Linked DNA regions of Homo sapiens: region 2 is linked to region 1. Evidence: read pairs that join two places in POLR2A ChIA-PET (ENCODE). Cell type or tissue: OCI-LY7. All regions are shown on one strand. Links, peaks and the distances in the headings refer to the core of each region. The heading gives the core; the rest is flanking DNA.

Evidence for each region. ChIA-PET counts read pairs that join two places held together with the same protein. Peaks named below come from ENCODE experiments on the same cell type or tissue, not always from the same donor. Only the 100,000 strongest peaks of a DNase experiment are listed, where the experiment ranks them.
Region 2: POLR2A ChIA-PET joins it to region 1 with 5 read pairs; 2 of 35 experiments call an interaction of 5 or more read pairs at or near these places.

Annotation. Positions count from the first base shown.
Region 1 is chr1:32,254,142-32,264,692 of GRCh38, reverse strand. The region is part of intron 1 of LCK (LCK proto-oncogene, Src family tyrosine kinase); the gene reads right to left. Among named protein-coding and RNA genes, the nearest start is that of LCK, 8.2 kb to the right of the region's middle. RefSeq lists an enhancer at 10,246-10,345. In OCI-LY7, for the core only: no CTCF peak of the experiment used is centred there; a DNase peak (open chromatin) is centred at 3,502; H3K4me3 peaks cover 608 bases; H3K27ac peaks cover 3,139 bases.
Region 2 is chr1:32,436,536-32,443,949 of GRCh38, reverse strand. No RefSeq gene overlaps it. Among named protein-coding and RNA genes, the nearest start is that of ZBTB8B, 25 kb to the left of the region's middle. RefSeq lists an enhancer at 5,055-5,838. In OCI-LY7, for the core only: no CTCF peak of the experiment used is centred there; no DNase peak of the experiment used is centred there.

The DNA.
Region 1 (10,551 bases), core at 2,648-7,647:
ATCCATGTGGGGAAGAGGGAGTGTAGAACAGGGAATGGTAAAAGACACTTTGTCTTCACAAGAGTTTAGGAAACACAAATACAGTTCATCAGCCTCATTTTAAAACTGGGGAAAAGGAGAGGTTCAGTGATTGTCCCAATAATACACTGAGGGTTCCTGGCAGATGCAAAACTCATATCAAAACCTTACATCCTTTTTTTTTTAGACGAGGTCTCACTACGTTGCCCAGGCTGGTCTCTAACTCCTGGGCTCAAGCGCTTCTCCCACCTCAGCCTCCCAAATAGCTGGGATTGCTGGCATATGCCTGGCTTGGCTCCTACATCCTTTATCAAGATCCTCTCCTCTACTTTTCACTCCCTGGAAAGTCTAAGGGTGGAGGGGGAGGGCTGAGAGGTCTAGGAGAATGTGAGGCAGGAAGGCAGGTCTGACAGGGTAGGGTCCATTTCCCATCAAAAATTTGACCACTGTGCTGTTAACAAAGGCTTTTCTCTTCAAGACAATCCCCCCTCTACCTGGAATGCACGTTTCTGGGTATATATTTACCTGCCTGTTGAATGCAAGTCTGTGCATATGAAAACATATGCAGTGAGCCCTGTGCTTATGGGTGCATATCTGTGGGTTTGCAGGAGTCTGTGTGTGCAGAGGGATATATAACAGAATGAGACTATGAATAGCAGCGACCGTCCCTATGTAATTGTGAAGTCATATAGGCATACATCTGTTTATACAAAATGTGGGTATACCCCATCCTTCCGGTCTTCTTCTTTTTTTTTTTTTAAACAGGGTCTTGCTCTGTCGCACAGGCTGGAGTGCAGTGCAGTGGCACTGTCTCAGCTCACTGCAAACTCCTGCCTCCTGTGCTCAAGGGATCCTCTTACCTCAGCCTCCTGAGTAGTGGGGACTGCAGGCCCATGCCACCAAGCCTGACTAATTTTTGTGTTTTTTGTAATGATGGGGTTTCACCATGTTGGCCAGTCTGGTCTTGAACTCCTGGGCTCAAGTAACCTGCCACCTTGGCCTCCCAAAGTGCTGGGATTACTAACCTGCCACCTTGGCCTCCCAAAGTGCTGGGATTACAGGCATAAGCCACCATGCCCAGCCTTTTATTTTTACTTTTTTGCAGTGACAAGGTTTCACCATGTTGCCCAGGCTGGTCTCAAACTCATGGGCTCAAGCAGTCCTCCCACCTCAGACTCCGAAAGTGTTGGGATGGCAGGCATGGGCCACCATGCCCAGTCTAATTTTTATTTATTTATTTATTTATTTATTTATTTATTTATTTATTTATTTTATTTATTTTGAGACGGAGTCTTCCTCTGTCCCCCAGGCTGGAGTGCAGTGGCACAATCGCAGCTGACTGCAACCTCCACATCCTGGGTTCAAGCAATTTCTCCTGTTTGAGCCTCCCAAGTAGCTGAGATTACAGGCATGCACCACCATGCCCGCTAATTTTTATTATTTTTAGTAGAGACAGGGTTTCACCATGTTGGCCAGGTTGGTCTCGAACTCCCAACCTCAAGTGGCCTGCCCACCTCCGCTTCCCAAAGTGCTGGGATGACAGGCATGAGTCACCAGACCTGGCCTGTGGCCTTTTTATAATCATCACAAAATGTTCTGTGGACCACGGGCAGCCTTAAGTTTGACTGAGAACATTACATGCCCTAGTCAGAGGCAGCCTCGAATCTATGAAATTCTTACTCGTGACCTTGGATTCCTAAATTGGGAGAAAAGAATGTCCTGTTTCATTCACCCCAGAATCTGCCCTCATTGCTGGTTCTGGGAGCCCTGGGGATTCCTTTCATCTGTTTTTTTTTTTTTTTTTTTCTCCCTTCCTCCACTTCTTTCTTTCAGACAATGAGAAATTTATATTAAGCTTTAATTTTGATTTTCTTTTTACTGACCTCATTTATTAACCTGGTTAGATCATGTTGGCTACTCAGCAATCTTTATCAAACTAAGACCAGAAGGAGTCTGGGCATGGTGACTCACGCCTGTAATCCCAGCACTTTGGGAGGCTGAGGCAGTAGGACTCCTTGAGCCCAGGAGTTCGAGAGCAGCCTGACCAACATGGTGAAACCCCGTCTCTACTAAAAATACAAAAATTAGCCAGGTGTACTAGGCGCATGCTTGTAATCCCAGCTACTCAGGAGGCTGAGGCAGGAGAATCGCTTGAACCCAGGAGACAGAGGTTGCAGTGAGCCGAGATCGCGCCATTGCACTCAAGCCTGGGTGACAGAACTAGACTCCATCAAAAAAAAAAAAAAGAAAAGAAAAAGAGATTCTCCTGCCACAGCCTCCCAAGTAGCTGGGATTATAGGCACGCACCACCACACCCAGCTGATTTTTGTATTTTTAGCAGAGATGGGGTTTCACCATGTTGGCCAGGCTGGTCTCAAAATCCAGTCCTCAAGTGATTCACCTGCCTCGGCTTCCCAAAGTGCTGGGATTACAGGTGTGAGCCACGGCACCCGACCATGCTCAGCTATATAATTAGTGGCCGGCGTCCGGCTACCGGGGGCCGTGGCTCACACCTGTAACCCCAGCACTTTGGGAGGCCGAGGCAGGTGAATCACTTGAGGTCTGGATTTTGAGACCAGCCTGGCCAACATGGTGAAACCCCATCTCTACTAAAAATACAAAGATTATCTGGGTGTGGTGGCACGTGACTGTAGTCCCAGCTACTTGAGCTACTTGGGAGGCTGAGGCAGGAGAATCTCTTTTTTTTTTTTTTTTTTTTTTTCTGACAGAGTCTAGTTCTGTTGCCCAGGCTGGAGTGCAATGGTGTGATCTCGGTTCACTGCAACCTCTGCCTCCCAGGTTCAAGCGATTCTCCTGCCTCAGCCTCCGGAGTAGCTGGGATTGGAGGCATGCGCCTAGTATGCCCGGCTAATTTTTGTATTTTTAGTAGAGACGGGGTTTCACCATGTTGGTCAGGCTGGTCTTAAACTCCTGACCTCATGATCTGCCCACCTCGGCCTCCAAAGTGCTGAGATTACAGGTGTAAGCCACCACACCTGGCCCTTTTTTTTTTTTTTTTTTTGAGACAGAGGACAGAGTCTCACTGTGTCGCCCAGGCTAGGGAGCAGTGGCACGATCTCGGCTCACTGCAACCTCCAACTCCCAGGTTCAAGTGATTATCCTGCCTCAGCCTCCCAAGTAGCTGGGATTACAGTCACGTTCCACCAGGCCCAGCTAATTTTTGTATTTTTAGTAGAGACGGGGTTTCACTATGTTGGCTAGGCTGGTCTTGAACTCCTGACTTCGTGATCCGCCCACCTCGGCCTCCCAAAGTGCTGGGATTACAGGCTTGAGCCACCACCATGCCCGGCCAGCAGGAGAATCTCTTGAACTGGGGAAGCGGAGGTTGCAGTGAGTGGACATCACGCCACTGCACTCCAGCCTGGTCCATGGAGTGAGACTCTGTCTCAAAAAAAAAAAAAAAAAAAAAAAAATTAGCCAAGCATGATGGCGTGATGGCATTTGCCTGTAGTCCTAGCTACCCAGGAGGCTGAAGTGGGAGGATCACTGAGCCCAGGAAGTCAAGGCTGCAGTGAGCCGTGATTATACCACTGCACACCAGTCTGGGCGACAGGGGACCCTGTCTCAAAAAAAGAAAAAATTAATTAAATTAAATTAAAAAAAATTTTTAAGTTAACATTTTTTCTCCTCCAACTATAGACCTATTGATTTATTGAACATTTTGTCCAAAATGTGTGCCAGCTTCGTGGCTGAGTTTCTTGGGCCAATGCTTTACATCAAGAACAGGCAGGTGGTCGGATGCAATGGCTCACGCCAGTAATCTCAACATTTTGGAAGGCCAAAGTGGAAGGATCACTCGAGGCCAGGAGTTCAAGACCAACCTGGGCAACATGGTGAGAACTCATCTCTACAAAAAATACAAAAATTAACCAGGTGTGGTGGTGCACGCCTGTAGTCCTAGCTACTCAGGAGGTTAAGGTAGGAGGATCGCTGAGCCCAGGAGGTTGAGGTTGCAGTGAGCCAATATCATACCACTGTACTCTAGCCTGGGGGAAAGAGCAAGAACCTCTCTCAAACAAAACAAAACAAACAAAGCAACACAAAAAACAGCAGACAAGACTATACTTCCTTTAGGGATCATTTCTTTAGTTCAGTTTCTCTGAACATGTAGAGCACAAAAAGTAAAAAAGAAAAAAGAACAAGCAGACTATTCTACTGCAGACCATTGTTGTACTCTGGACCACCTCATGGCAAAATCTGTCAGAAATCATTTAGAATAGCCAGGGCTGGAGGCTCACGCCTGTAATCCTAGGGCCGAGATGGGAAAATCACTTGAGCTCAGAAGTTCAAGACCAGCCTGGGCAACATAGTGAGACTTTGTCTCTGTAAAAATAAAAATAAAAGGCCAGGCGCAGTGGTTCACACCTGTAACCCCAACACTTTGGGAGGCTGAGGTGGGTGGATCATGAGGTCAAGAGATCGAGACCATTCTGGCCAACATGGCGAAACCTCATCTCTACTAAAAATACAAAAAATTAGCTGAACGTGGTGGTGCACACCTGTAGTCCCAGCTACTCGGAAGGCTGAGGCAGGAGAATTGCTTAAACCCGGGACTGCACTCCAGCGTGGCGACAGAGCAAGACTCTGTCTCAAAAATAAAATAAAATAAAATAAAAATAAAAATAAAATTAAAAAAAAATGAATCATTTAAAACATTTTCTTCGCCTTTGCCCCGACCCAGACTTGATTAATGACAAAGCTGCCCATGTTCAATAAAGAGCCTTAGCTATTCATGCCCACATAGAACCCTCATGACAATATCAAGCAATATCAAGAATCAGGGCTAGCAGGCATGGCAAATAATTTCTTTCTTTATTTTATTTTATTTTGAGACAGGGTCTTGCCCTCTTGCTCTCTTGCTCTCTTGTGCCACTGGAGTGCAGTGGCAAAATCACAGCTCACTGAAGCCTCGACCTCCCGGGCTCAAGCAATCCTCCCACCTCAGCCTCCTGAGTAACTGGGACAACAGGCATGTGCCACCACGCCTGGCTATTATTATTATCATTATTATTATTATTATTATTTTTATTTTTTTAGATGAAGTCTCACTCTATCGCCCAGGCTGGAGTGCAGTGGTGCAATCTCGGCTCACTGCAACCTCTGCCTCCCAGGTTCAAGCAATTATCCTACCTCAGCCTCCCGAGGAGCTGGGACTACAGGCGTGTGCCACCACACCTGGCTAATGTTTGTATTTTTAGTAGAGATGGGGTTTCACCATGTTGGCCAGGGTAGTCTAGAACTCTTGGCCTCAAGTGATCTGCCTGCATTGGCCTCCCAAAGTGTGGGATTACAGGTGTGGCATGAGCCACCGCACCCAGCCTCCAGCTATTTTTTTTTTCTTTTTCTTTTTCTTTTTTTTTTTTTACCTGAGAAGCTGTGAATGAGAGGGCCCGGGTAATTTTTGTATTTTTTTAATTTTTGTAGAGACAGGGTTTTGCCATGTTGCTCAGGCTAGTCTCAAACTCCTGAGCTTAAGCAATCCACTGCCTCAGCCCCTTAAAGTGCTGGGATTACAGGCATGGGCTACCGTGCCCCGTCAGTAATTAATTTCTAGTGGGTAAATCAGGGATGTGTCCTGGGCTACCTCCTTTTTCATATTTGTTTAAATACATAATACTTTTTTTTTTTTTGAGATGGTATCTCACTCTGTGGCCCAGACTGGAGTGCAGTGACACAATCATGGCTCACTGCAGCCTCGACCTCCCATAGCTCAGGTGATCCTCCTACCTCAGCCTCCTGAGTAGCTGGCACTATGGGTGGGCAACACCACGCCTGGATAATTTTTGTATTTTTAGTAGGGACAGGGTCTCACCACGTCACACAGGCTGGGTTTTTTTTTTTTTTTTTTTTGAGACGGAGTCTCGCACTGTTGCCCAGGCTGGAGTGCAGTGACGTGATCTCAGCTCACTGCAACCTCCACCTCCCAGGTTCAAGCGATTCTCCTGCCTCAGCCTCCCGAGTAGCTGGGATTACAGGCACCCGCCACCATGCCTAGCTAATTTTTTGTATTTTTAGTAGAGACGTGTTTTTTAGTAGAAACTAATTTTAGTTTCACTATGTTGGTCAGGCTGGTCTCGAACTTCTGATGTTGTGATCCACCTGCCTCCGCCTCCCAAAGTGCTGGGATTACAGGTGTGAGCCACTGCGCCCAGCCTGGTTTTTTTTTTTTTTTTTAAAGAGATGGAGTCTCACATCTCACTCTGTCACCCAGGCTGGAGTAGTACAGCACATGATTGTAGCTCACTGCAACCTGAAACTTCTGGCCTCAAGTAATCCTCCCACCTCAGCCTCCCGAATAGCTGGGATTACAGGCAGGAGCCACTGCACCTGGCTTTAATTCCGCTCTCTCTCTTTTTTTTTTTTTTCCTTTAGAGATGGGATCTCACTCTGTTGCCCAGGCTGGAGTGCGGTGGCATGATCATGGCTCACTGCAGCCTCAACCACCTGGGCTCAAGTGATCCTCCCACCTCAGCCTCCTGAGTAGCTGGGACCACAGGTACACACCACCAAGCCCAGTTAATTTTTTTATTTTTTGTAGAGACGGGGTCTGCCTATGTTCCCCAGGCTGGTCTTGAGCTCCTGGGCTCAAGCAGTCCCCTTGCTTTGGCCTCCCAAAATGCTGTGATTATAGGTGCAAGCCACCACACCTGGCTTAATACCTTTTTTGAATGAACTCTGTAGCCTCTCGACACAGAGAGAACAAAAAAAAAAGCATTATTTTGGATGCAAACAAAATGGATTTATTTTCACAAATTGGGAGTGTCTTGAACATAGAACTGATTCTGCTAGTCAAGTATCGCTATAAATAAGGGATATAGAGCAATTATTCTAATTGGTATTTTAGTAGAAGTCCCCCAACCAGTAACGTGAATATACCTGATAATCCCTTTTACTGAGTCCGCTCCCTTGGGTACTTTGGTGTGCTTTTTGTATCATGGACAGTTTTATTAGGATGGAGCCTTACTTACAGCTTGGCAATCCACACTGCTTTATAAACGTTTCTGGGAGTCTGGCAGCTCTGGAAGCTCAGTTCACCATGTCCATGCCATGGCAACCCAAATTCAATCCAGGTTCTCCCAATCACTTGCTGGCAGAAGGGCACCAGGCGTGGTGGTTCACACCTATAATCCCAGCACTTTGGGAGGCTAAGGTGGGCAGACAGATACGTGAGCCCAGGAGTTTGAGACCAGCCTGGGCAACATGGCAAAACCCCGTCGGTACAAAAAAAATACAAAAATTAGCCGGACTTTGTGTCCCATGCTTGTGGTCCCAGCTACTTGGGAGGCTGAGGTGAGAGGATCACCTGAGATTGGGGAGGTCAAGGCTACAGTTAGCCAAGATTGGGCCACTACGCTCCAGCCTAGGCGACAGAGCAAGACCTTGTCTCAAAAAAACAAAAAAAACAAAAAAAAAAAAAACAAGACTTACTGGCAGAAGGTTGTTGGGCAGCTTACTAAACCTCTGCACTTCCCTCAGTTCCTTCATCAGCAAAATGATGACAAAAATAAGACTTGCATCTAAGGCTGGCTGTGGTGAGCATTATACGTGATATATAGATGATCTCATATAATAAAATGCTTAACATAGTGCTTGCTACATAGACACTGGCCTTAAACATCTTTCAGGCTAAAATGATTGATCATTTTCATTTTCCTTCATGATTTTTGGCACTTCCACGGGCTACCTTTTCACGTTTGATATATGTACCTAAAATGGAAACTTTACTACCATAAATGGAAAACCAGAATCATGAGACATAAATAGAAGTGAAACAACAGCGCACACTAAAATAAACACATAAATTAACATTCGTAAATGGTCATCCATTATCCCCTAAAATCACTTACACACCTGAGTGGTGTACAGGTCATATTTTAGGAAATGCCACACTGCAAGAGAGAACTTTGGGCTTAGGCTGCTGCTTGTGGATTAAAGGAGCTGGCCTATTGACAAAAATGTAATGGGTGAGGTAGGACGATTGCTTGAGACCATACATAGTGTGAGTGCAGCTTGGGCAAAATAGTGAGATCTTATCTCCACACACTTTTTTTTTTTAAGACAGAGTTTTGCTCTTGTTGCCCAGGCTGGAGTGCAATGGCACGATCTCGGTTCACTGCAACCTCCACTTCCCGAGTTCAAGCAATTCTCCTGTCTCAGCCTCCCAAGTAACTGGGATTACAGGCGCCTGCCACCACGCCTGGCTAATTTGTTGTATTTTTAGTAGAGACAGGGTTTCACCATGTTGGCCAGGCTGGTTTCAAACTCCTGACCTCAGATGATGCACCCACCTCACCCTCCCAAAGTGTTGGGAGTTTAGTAGAAACCCCATTTCTACTAAAAATACAAAAGTTAGCCGGGCTTGGTGGCATGTGCCTATAGTCCCAGCTACTTGGGAAGCTGAGGCAGGAGAATTGCTTGAACCCGGAGACAGAGGTTGCAGTGAGCTGAGATAGTGCCACTGCACTCCAGCCTGGGTGACAGAGCAAGACTCCATCTATAAATAACTAAATAAATAAATAAATAAATTGTATTGTTATTATTATGTTTTAATAGAGACGGGGTGTTGCTATGTTGCCCAGGCTAGTCTTGAATGCCTAGTCTCAAGAGATCTTCCTGCCTCAGCCTCCCAAAGTATTGGGATTATAGGCATGAGCCACTGTGCCTGGCCAAGAATTTTTTTATAATTAGCTGGGCATGGTGGTACACATCTGTAGTCCTAGGCTACTCAGGAAGCTGAGGTGGGAGAACCACTCAAGCCCAGGTGTGTGAAGTTACAGTGAGCTATGATCACACCATGTGCCCCAGCCGGGGCAACAGACTGAGACACTGTCTCAAAAAAAAAAAAAAAAAAAATAAATTTAATGGGTACCTCCTATGTGCCAGATTCTGACCTAGAGCTGAGGATGCAGAAGTAAGCAGACAGAGAGCGTCCCATGCATTTGGCCCTGCCCTCTGTGACAGAGGTGGGTGCCCCTCTGGTGGGTCACTTCATTTTCACAGGAGGCTATAAGGCTTGTAGTTAGCTCACTGATCAATAATATCTGTGACTGCCGACAACATGGCCGCACATGACAGCAACACTTGCCAGGAAGTAACATTTCAAAATCACCACCGTTAACCATTTACCAAGCTAACGTTTAGTGAAACAGTTAAAAGGATGAGGTATTTTGTATTGACATGTATTGACACGGAAAGACATCCCGCATACACCATGGCAAGCAAGTTGCAGAACAGAATGCAGAGTATATGCCTATTTGCATTGACATATGTATACAGGGGATTCTTTTAAATAAGCTCTGTGCTAAGCCTTTATTTGCATTATTTCATGTAATTCTCATAATAATCCTATGAAGTGCTATTATTATCCCCATTTTACAGATGCAAAGACTGAGGCCCAAACCAGGTAAAATGATTTGTCTGAGGCCTCATAACAAACAAATGAGCAGTGGAGTTGTGAAGTGAGTCCCGGTCTGCCAGCCTGCAGAGACTAGACTTAACCTCCATGTTTTTCAGCAGCCATACATGGGAAAATCTGGAAGGACACACACCAAATTTTTCACGATGGGCATATCCCAGAAGTGGGATTGGAGGAGGCTGCATTTCTTGTATTTCTTTATATGCCTCTTACTGTTTGAGTTTTAAATTTTATTTTTTTTTTAAATAATTAAATAGAGATGGGGTCTGCCTATGTTGCCCAGGCAGGTCTCAAACTCCTGGGCCCATGTGATCCTCCCATCACGGCCCCCCAAAGTGCTAGGATTACAGGTGCGAGCCACTGTGCCTGGCCTGTTTGAGTGTTTTTAAAACAGCAATGTGCTAATTTTGTAATTAGAAACAAAAACAGCCGGGCGAGGTGGCTCATGCCTGTAATCCCAGCACTTTGGGAGGCTGAGGCAGGCGGATCACCTGAGATCGGGAGTTCAAGATCAGCCTGACCAACATGGAGAAACCCCATCTCTACTAAAAACACAAAATTAGCCGGGCGTGGTGGTCCATGCCTGTAATCCCAGCTACTCGGGAGGCTGAGGCAGCAGAATCACTTGAACCAGGGAGACGGAGGTTGCAGTGAGCCAAGCTCGCACCACTGCACTCCATCCTGGGCAACAAGAGTAAAACTCTGTCTCAAAAAAACAAAAAACAAACAAACCAAAAAAACCCCACAAAACTTAGCCAGACATGGTGGCACACGCCTGTAATCCCAGTTACTGGGGAGGCTAAGGCAGGAGAATCACTGGAACCTGGGAGGTGGAGGTTTACAGACATGCACCACCATGCCTGGCTAATTTTTTGTATTTTTAGTGGAGATGGGGATTCACCATGATGGCCAGGCTGGTTTCGAACTCCTGACCTCAGGTGATCCACCTGCTTTGGCCTCCCAAAGTGCTGGGATTACAGGCGTGAGCCACTGCACTCTGCCGTGTTTATTTTTTAGAGACAGAATCTAGCTGTGTCACCCAGGCCAGAGTGCAGTGGAGCGATCACAGCTCACTGCAGCCTCAAACCCCTAGCTCC
Region 2 (7,414 bases), core at 2,415-7,414, 180 kb before region 1:
GGTATTGTGGTGGACCTTTACTGGACACTCTGCCAAATAACTGGAGTGCTTTAGTCCAATTGGCTATCCCTTTCACCCTGACATTTCATCAACCAGAGGAAGGAAAAATAAGACATCATAAAGCGAGAGAAGCCCCTTATGGGTCTTTCGACTCTCACATCTATTTAAACGCAACTGGAGTCCAACAGGGAATACCAAATCAGTTTAAAGCCTGAAATCAAATAGCTGCAGGATTTGAGTCAATATTTTGGTGGGCGGCAATGAATAAAAATGTAGATTGGAGAAACTACATCTACTACAACCAATAGCGATTTATTAACTACAGTGGAGATGCTGTTAAAGGAATAGCTGAGCAATTAGGGGCTACTAGCCAGATGGCTTGGGAAAATAGGATAGCCTTAGACATGATATTAACAGAAAGAGGAGGAGTTTGTGTCATGATTAAAACTCAGTGTTGTACCTTCATCCCAAACACCACCACCCCTGACGGAAGCATAACAAAGGCATTGCAAGATCTGACTGCTCTATCCAATGAGTTAGCCAACAACTCAGGGGTAAATGACCCCTTTACAGGATGGCTAGAAAAGTGGCTCAGTAAATGGAAAAGAATAATAGCCTCAATTCTTACTTCCCTCACAGCCGTAATGGGTGTACTTTTTCTTGTCAGGTGCTGTGTCACACCATGCATCTGTGGGTTGGTGCAGAGTTCGTAAAAATGGCACTTACTAAAACCTCCCTTAGCTATCCTCCACCTTACCCAGAGAAGTTTCTTCTTTTGGAAAATCAAGCAAAGCAACTAAACCAAGACATGGTAAAAAAGAGTTCTAAAAGAAAGAGCTGTAAGGAAATGCAAAAGAAGGGGTTGTTAGATATGAGTTCTAAATTTCTTTTCAAAGAATCAATATGTCAGTATGTTCAATTCTTTGCCTTCTACTTTTTTTTTTTTTTTTTTTTGAGACAGAGTCTCGCTCTGTCACCCAGGCTGGAGTGCAGTGGCGGATCTTGGCTCACTGCAACCTCCGCCTCCCGGGATCAAGCGATTCTCCTGCCTGAGCCTCCCAAGTAGCTAGGACTGCAGGCGCCTGCCACCGTGTCCAGCTAACTTTTTTGTATTTTTAGTAGAGACAGGGTTTCACCGTGTTAGCCAGGATGGTCTCGATCTCCTGACCTCGTGATCTGCCCGCCTGGGCCTCCCAAAAGGCTGGGATTACAGGTGTGAGCCACCGCGCCCAGCCACCTTCTACTTTTAAACTTAATTTCCTCATAGAGCAACCTTTTTCGATTACCTGCTCCACACTGACTCATTCCGATTACCTGCTACCTGCTCCACCCTGACTCATTAGCCACCCTGCAAAACCATTTTCCCGCCAAGCCACTCACTGGTCACTCGCTTTAAATTAGCCAATCGGAATTAATTTAGCCTGTGCAGTCTAACCCTAGCCAATAGGGGAATGACACAGCGGCAGGGGCCATGTGCGTCAGGGATAAAAACTCCTTTCCCTCCCTTGTCCAAGTGTGTGCTCACCATTGCTTTATCTGTAAGGGTGCACCCTTCTATAAAAGTAACTTGCCTTGCTGAGAATTAAAAAGAACATTTTATACTCAAGTGCTATTTATTTTGTGGCACCGAAACTTTATTTATAACAAACAAAAAGATGAAAAATCTCGTTTTAAAATGGGCAAAAGACTTGATAGACATTTCTCAAAAGAAGAAGCATAAACGTCCAATACACACATGAAACGATGCTCAACATCATTGGTAACTGAGAAAATGTAGGCTGGGCACGGTGGCTCATGTCTGTAATCCCAGCACTTTGGGAGGACAAGGCGGGCAGATCACAAGGTCAAGAGATCGAGACCATACTGACCAACATAGTGAAACCCTGCCTCCACTAAAAATACAAACATTAGCTGGGCATGGTGGTGCATGCCTGTGGTCCCAGCTACTCAGGAAGCTGAGGCAGGAGAATCGCTTGAATCCAGGAGGCAGAGGTTGCAGTGACCCGAGATCGTGCCACTGCACTCCAGCCTGGCGACAGAGCAAGACTCCGTCTCAAAAAAAAAAAAAAAGAAAGAAAATGTAAATCAAAACCATAATGAGATACCACTTCACACCTTCACACCCAACAGGATGACCTTCATCAGAAAAACAGATCGGGCATGATGATTCATGCCTGTAATCCCAACACTTTGGGAGGCCGAGGCAGGCGGATTGCTTGAGCGCAGTTCAAGACCAACCTGGGCAACATGGCGAAACCCTGTCTCTACAAAAAATACAAAAATTAGCCGAGTGTGGTGGCACGTGCCTGTGATCCCAGCTACTCAAGAGGCTGAGGTGGGAGGATCACTTGAGCCTAGGAGGCGGAGGTTGCAGAGAACCGAGATCGCTCCAGTGCACTCCATCCTGGGTGACAGAGTGAGAGTCTGTCTCAAACAAAAACAAAAACAAAAACAAACAGATAATAACAAGTATTGGCAAGGGAAGAGGACAAAGCGATTCTATTCTGGATGTTAGTCTACCATGTTGACTTCTGATTAACCTCAGTTCCAGGAAAGCCTCTAAGATTTTTAGTTTCTCGTTCCTTGTGTAAGATTACATTCTTCCCATAAATCCTGCCCTTAGGTCAAAATAACCTTCATGTTCTTGTACTCTCCATGAGATCTGCCTATAAGCAATTGTCCTACACATCCCTTCTGAATCACATATGCCCTTTCCCTATGGTAAATAAGCCCTGGGTTTGGGGGGTAATGGCACAGGTAACCATTATCTCATCTCACTGCTGCCCAAGACAGACGTGGCTTCTGTTCGTAAGTCCCTATTAAATGTCTTTTTTTTTTTTTTTTTGAGATGGAGTTTCACTCTGTTGCCCCAGCTGGAGTGCAGTGGTGCCATCTTGACTCACTGCAACCTCTGCCTCCCGGGTTCAAGCGATTCTCCTGTCTCAGCCTCCCGAGTAACTGAGATTACAGGCACCTACCACCATGTCCAGCTAATTTTTGTATTTTTAGTAGAGATGGGGTTTCACCATGTTGGCCAGGCTGGTCTCGAACTCTTGATTTCAGGTGATCCACCCACCTCAGCCTCCCAAAGTGCTGGGATTACAGGCGTGAGCTACCATGCCCAGCCTGTATTTTTTGTCTTCAAAGAAAAAATTAAAATAGGCTGGGCACAGTGGCTCATGCCTGTAATCCCACCACTTTAGGAGGCCAAGGTGGGTGGATTGCTTGAGCTGAGGAGTTCAAGACCAGCATGGGCAACATGGTAAAACCCTGTCTCTATAAGAAATACAAAAAGTAGCCAGGTGCAGTAGCATGCACCTGTAGTCCCAGTTACTTGGGAGACAGAGGTGGAAAGATCATTTGAGCCTGGGAGGTCAAGACTGCAGTGAGCCGTGATCACACCACTGCACTCAAGCCTGGGTGACAGAGTGAGACCTTGTCTCAAAAATAATTAATTAATTAATTAAATAGTGTTGAGGTCTCACTGTATTGCCCAGGCTGGTCTCAAACTCTTGAGCTCAAGTGAGCCTCCTGCCTCAGCCTCTGAAAGTGCTGTTATTATAGGTGTAAGCTACCATGACCAGCCAAAAGGTCACATTTTGTATGATTTCTTTTATGTAATTTATTAGTTGAGATTCTCTAAAAAACAGAACCAAAAGGAGAGAGAGAAATTGATTTATTATGAGAAATTCCTCATGGTGAAACCACCTTTGCAAAAATTATGTCAGTGAGAAAATGATGACAGTGGGAAGACCTGATTTACTCTAGCCAATCCCCCTCTTACCTTTAGCCTTGCTTTGGGAGACATTTAGGTTATAATGTAAATGATAATAGCCTTTCCCCAAAACTCAGCCACCTTTGTAAATCTAATGAGAGACCACCAGGTTAGGGGGAAGAGAGGAGCCTGAATTCTGCTAAGGTGTAGACATAAATGATTGCTAGCCATTATTTCAGGAGTCACAAGATATACAACTTTCCCAGTTACTCCTATAAATAACATCACTATTGTAGAACCCAAGATTGGCATTGTGAGATATCTTTTCAGGTTTTTTGCATGTCTGACACCTAGTTCCACCTGGACCCATCTGCTGATGGCTCCTGTAGCCCTACCCAGAAGCAATTTGGCATGCAGGAGGATGATTTCCCACACCCCTATAATTACACCCCCAACCAATCAGCAGCAAGCACCCATTTCCTAGCCACCCCTCCCTCTTCCCCCAAACTGCCTTTGAAAAATCCCTAACCTATGAGTTTTAGATGATATTGATTTGAGTAATAACTCCATCTCTTGCACGACATGACCAGCCTGGCATTAATTAAACTCTTTCTCCACTGCAATGGTGTAGTCTTCATTTGTGCAGCAGGCAGGAAGAACCTGTCAGGTTGTTATAATGGAATCATAAAGGCTTAGAAACCCATGATCTGCCATCTGTAAGCTGGAGACACAGAAAATCAGTGGTGTAATTCAAGTCAAAGGCAGTAGAACCAGAGGAGATGAAGGTATAAATCCCAATTTAAGTGTAGCATAAAATAAGATGTCCCAGCTCACCGGGCATGGTGGCACACGCCTGTAATCCCAGCACTTTGGGAGGCTGAGGCAGGCGGATCACCTGAGGTCGGGAGTTCGAGACCAGCCTGACCAACATGGAGAAATCCCATCTCTCCTAAAAATACAAAATTAGCCAGGCGTGGTGGTGCATGCCTGTAATCCCAGCTAGTTGGGAGGCTGAGGCAGGAGAATTGCTTGAACCTAGGAGGCGAGGGTTGTGTTGAGCCGAGATGGCGCCATTGCACTCCAGCCTGGGCAACAAAAGCGAAACTCTGTCTCAAAAAAAAAAAAAAAAAAAAGATGTCCCAGCTCAAGCAGTAAGACAGAAAAGAAGCTGTGGGCTGCGAACAGTGGTTCATGCCTGTAGTACCAGGACTTCAGGGGGCCAAGATGGAAGGATTGTTTGAGGTCAAGAGTTGGAGACTAGCCTGGGCAATATAGCAAGACCCCTTCTCTACAAAAAATTTAAAAATTAGCTCAGCAAGGTGGTGCACACCTGTAGTCCCAGCTACTTGGAAGGCTCAGGCAGTGAGTTCAAGGTTGCAGTGAACTCTTGTCAATGAAAAGAGTTGAACTCTGTAAAATATTTGAAGAGATTTATTCTGAGCCAAATATGAGTGACTAATGGCCCGTGCCCATGAGACACCCCCAGGAGATCCTGAAAACATGTGCCCAAGGTGGTTGGGCTACAGCTTGGTTTTATACATCTTAGGAAGACGTAAGACACCAATCAATACATGTAAGATGTAAACTTTCTGGTTTGGTCCAGAAAGATGGGACAACTGGAGGTGGGGTGGTAAAAGGACTTCTAGGTCATAGGTGGATTCAAAAATTTTCTTTTTTTTTTTTAATCCTATTCTGTTGGTCCTGAGGCTCCAAAAATATTCGAATTAGCAATTGGTTGAAAGAGTTTACCTAAAGACCTGGAATCAATGGAAAGGAATGTCTGGGTTAAGATAAGGGGTTGTGAAGACCAGAGTTTTATCATGCAGATGAAGCCTCCAGGTAGCAGGCTTCAGAGAGAATAGATTGTGAATGTTTCTCATCAGATTTAACTAGCCTGTTCTGCCAGTCTTAAGGTCTCTGCATTGATGTTAATCTGGCCAGCTGTGCCTGAATTCCAAAAGGGAGGAGGATATACTGAAGCATGTTGGACCCCCACTTCTCATCATGGCCTGAACTAGTTTTTCAGGTTAACTTTGGAATGCCCTTGGCCAAGAAGAGGGCTCACCTGTCAGTTGTGGGTTTAGAATTTTATTTTTGGTTTACACTATCATTGTGCTGCTGCACTCCAGCATGGGTAACAGAGCAAGACCCTATCTGTCTCAAAAAAACAAAAGAAAAGAAAAGAAGCCCTGACTTTCATGCATGTCTCTGTGAAGAGACCACCAACCAAGCTTTGTGTGAGCAACATGGCTGTTTATTTCACCTGGGTGCAGGTGGGCTGAGTCCGAAAAGAGAGTCAGTGAAGGGAGATAAGGGTGGGGCCGTTTTATAGGATTTGGGTAGATAAAGGAAAATTACAGTCAAAGGGGGTTTGTTCTCTGGCAGGCAGGAGTGGGGGTCGCAAGGTGCTCAGTGGGGGAGCTTTTTGAGCCAGGATGAGCCAGGAAAGGGACTTTCACAAGGTAATGTCATCACTTAAGGCAAGGACTGGCCATTTTCACTTCTTTTGTGGTGGAATATCATGAACCAGCCATCTGGATGTGTACGTGCAGGTCACAGGGGATATGATGGCTTAGCTTGGGCTCAGAGGCCTGACATTCCTGTCTTCTTATATTAATAAGAAAAATAAAATGAAATAGTGGTAAAGTGTTGGGACGGTGAAAATTTTTGGGGGTGGTATGGAGAGATAATGGGCGATGTTTCTCAGGGCTGCTTCGAGCGGGATTAGGGGTGGTGTGGGAACCTAGAGTGGGAGAGATTAAGCTGAAGGAAGATTTTGTGGTAAGGGGTGATATTGTGAGACTGTTAGAAGAAACATTTGTCATTTAGAATTATTAGTGATGGCTTGGATACGGTTTTGTATGAATTGAAAAACTAAACGGAATAAGAGAAGAAGAAAAACAGGTATTAAAGGTCTAAGAATTGGGAGGACCGAGGACATCTAATTAGAGTGCCTAAGGAGATTCAGCATAGTCCTGTCAGCAAAGATTATTTATTTACTTCAAGAGTTAAGAGTGGCAGTTTGAGGATAGCACCAGGAGATATCAGCTGTGATGGCTTGGAGAAACAGTGTAAACCAGCAGTGTAAACAAGAGTAGGGCATTTATAAGTAGTTGAGAATGGAGAATAGGAGTATGACTAGACAGAAGATAGTAGGGATGACAAGTTTTTTTGGGGGGCACAGTCTAAGTTGGTCTGGTGTCTGGAATGAGACTGGGGCCTAATAAAAAGGAGCGTCTATACAGGAGCTCAAATGGGCTGTACCCTGTAGCATTCTGAGGACAGGTCTGACTTCTGAGAAGGGAAAGTGGTAAAAGTATTGTCCAGTCCTTTTTAAGTTGGTGGCTGAGCTTGGTGAGGTGTGTTTTTAAAAGACCTTTAGTCTGTTCTACTTTTCCTGAAGATGGAGGACCGTAAGGGATATAAAGGTTTCACTGAATACCAAGAGCATGAAAAACTGCTTGGCTGATTTGACTAATAAAGGCTGGTCTGTTGTCAGACTGTATAGAGGTGGGAAGGCTAAACTGAGGAATTATGTCTGACAGAAGGGAAGAAATGACTGCGGTGTCTTCTCAAACCCTGTAGGAAAGGCCTGTACCTATCCAGTGAAAGTGTCTACCTAGACTAAGAGGTATTTTAGTTATCTGACTTGGGGCATGTTGAGTAAAGCTAATTTGCCAGTCCTGGGTGGGGGCAAAT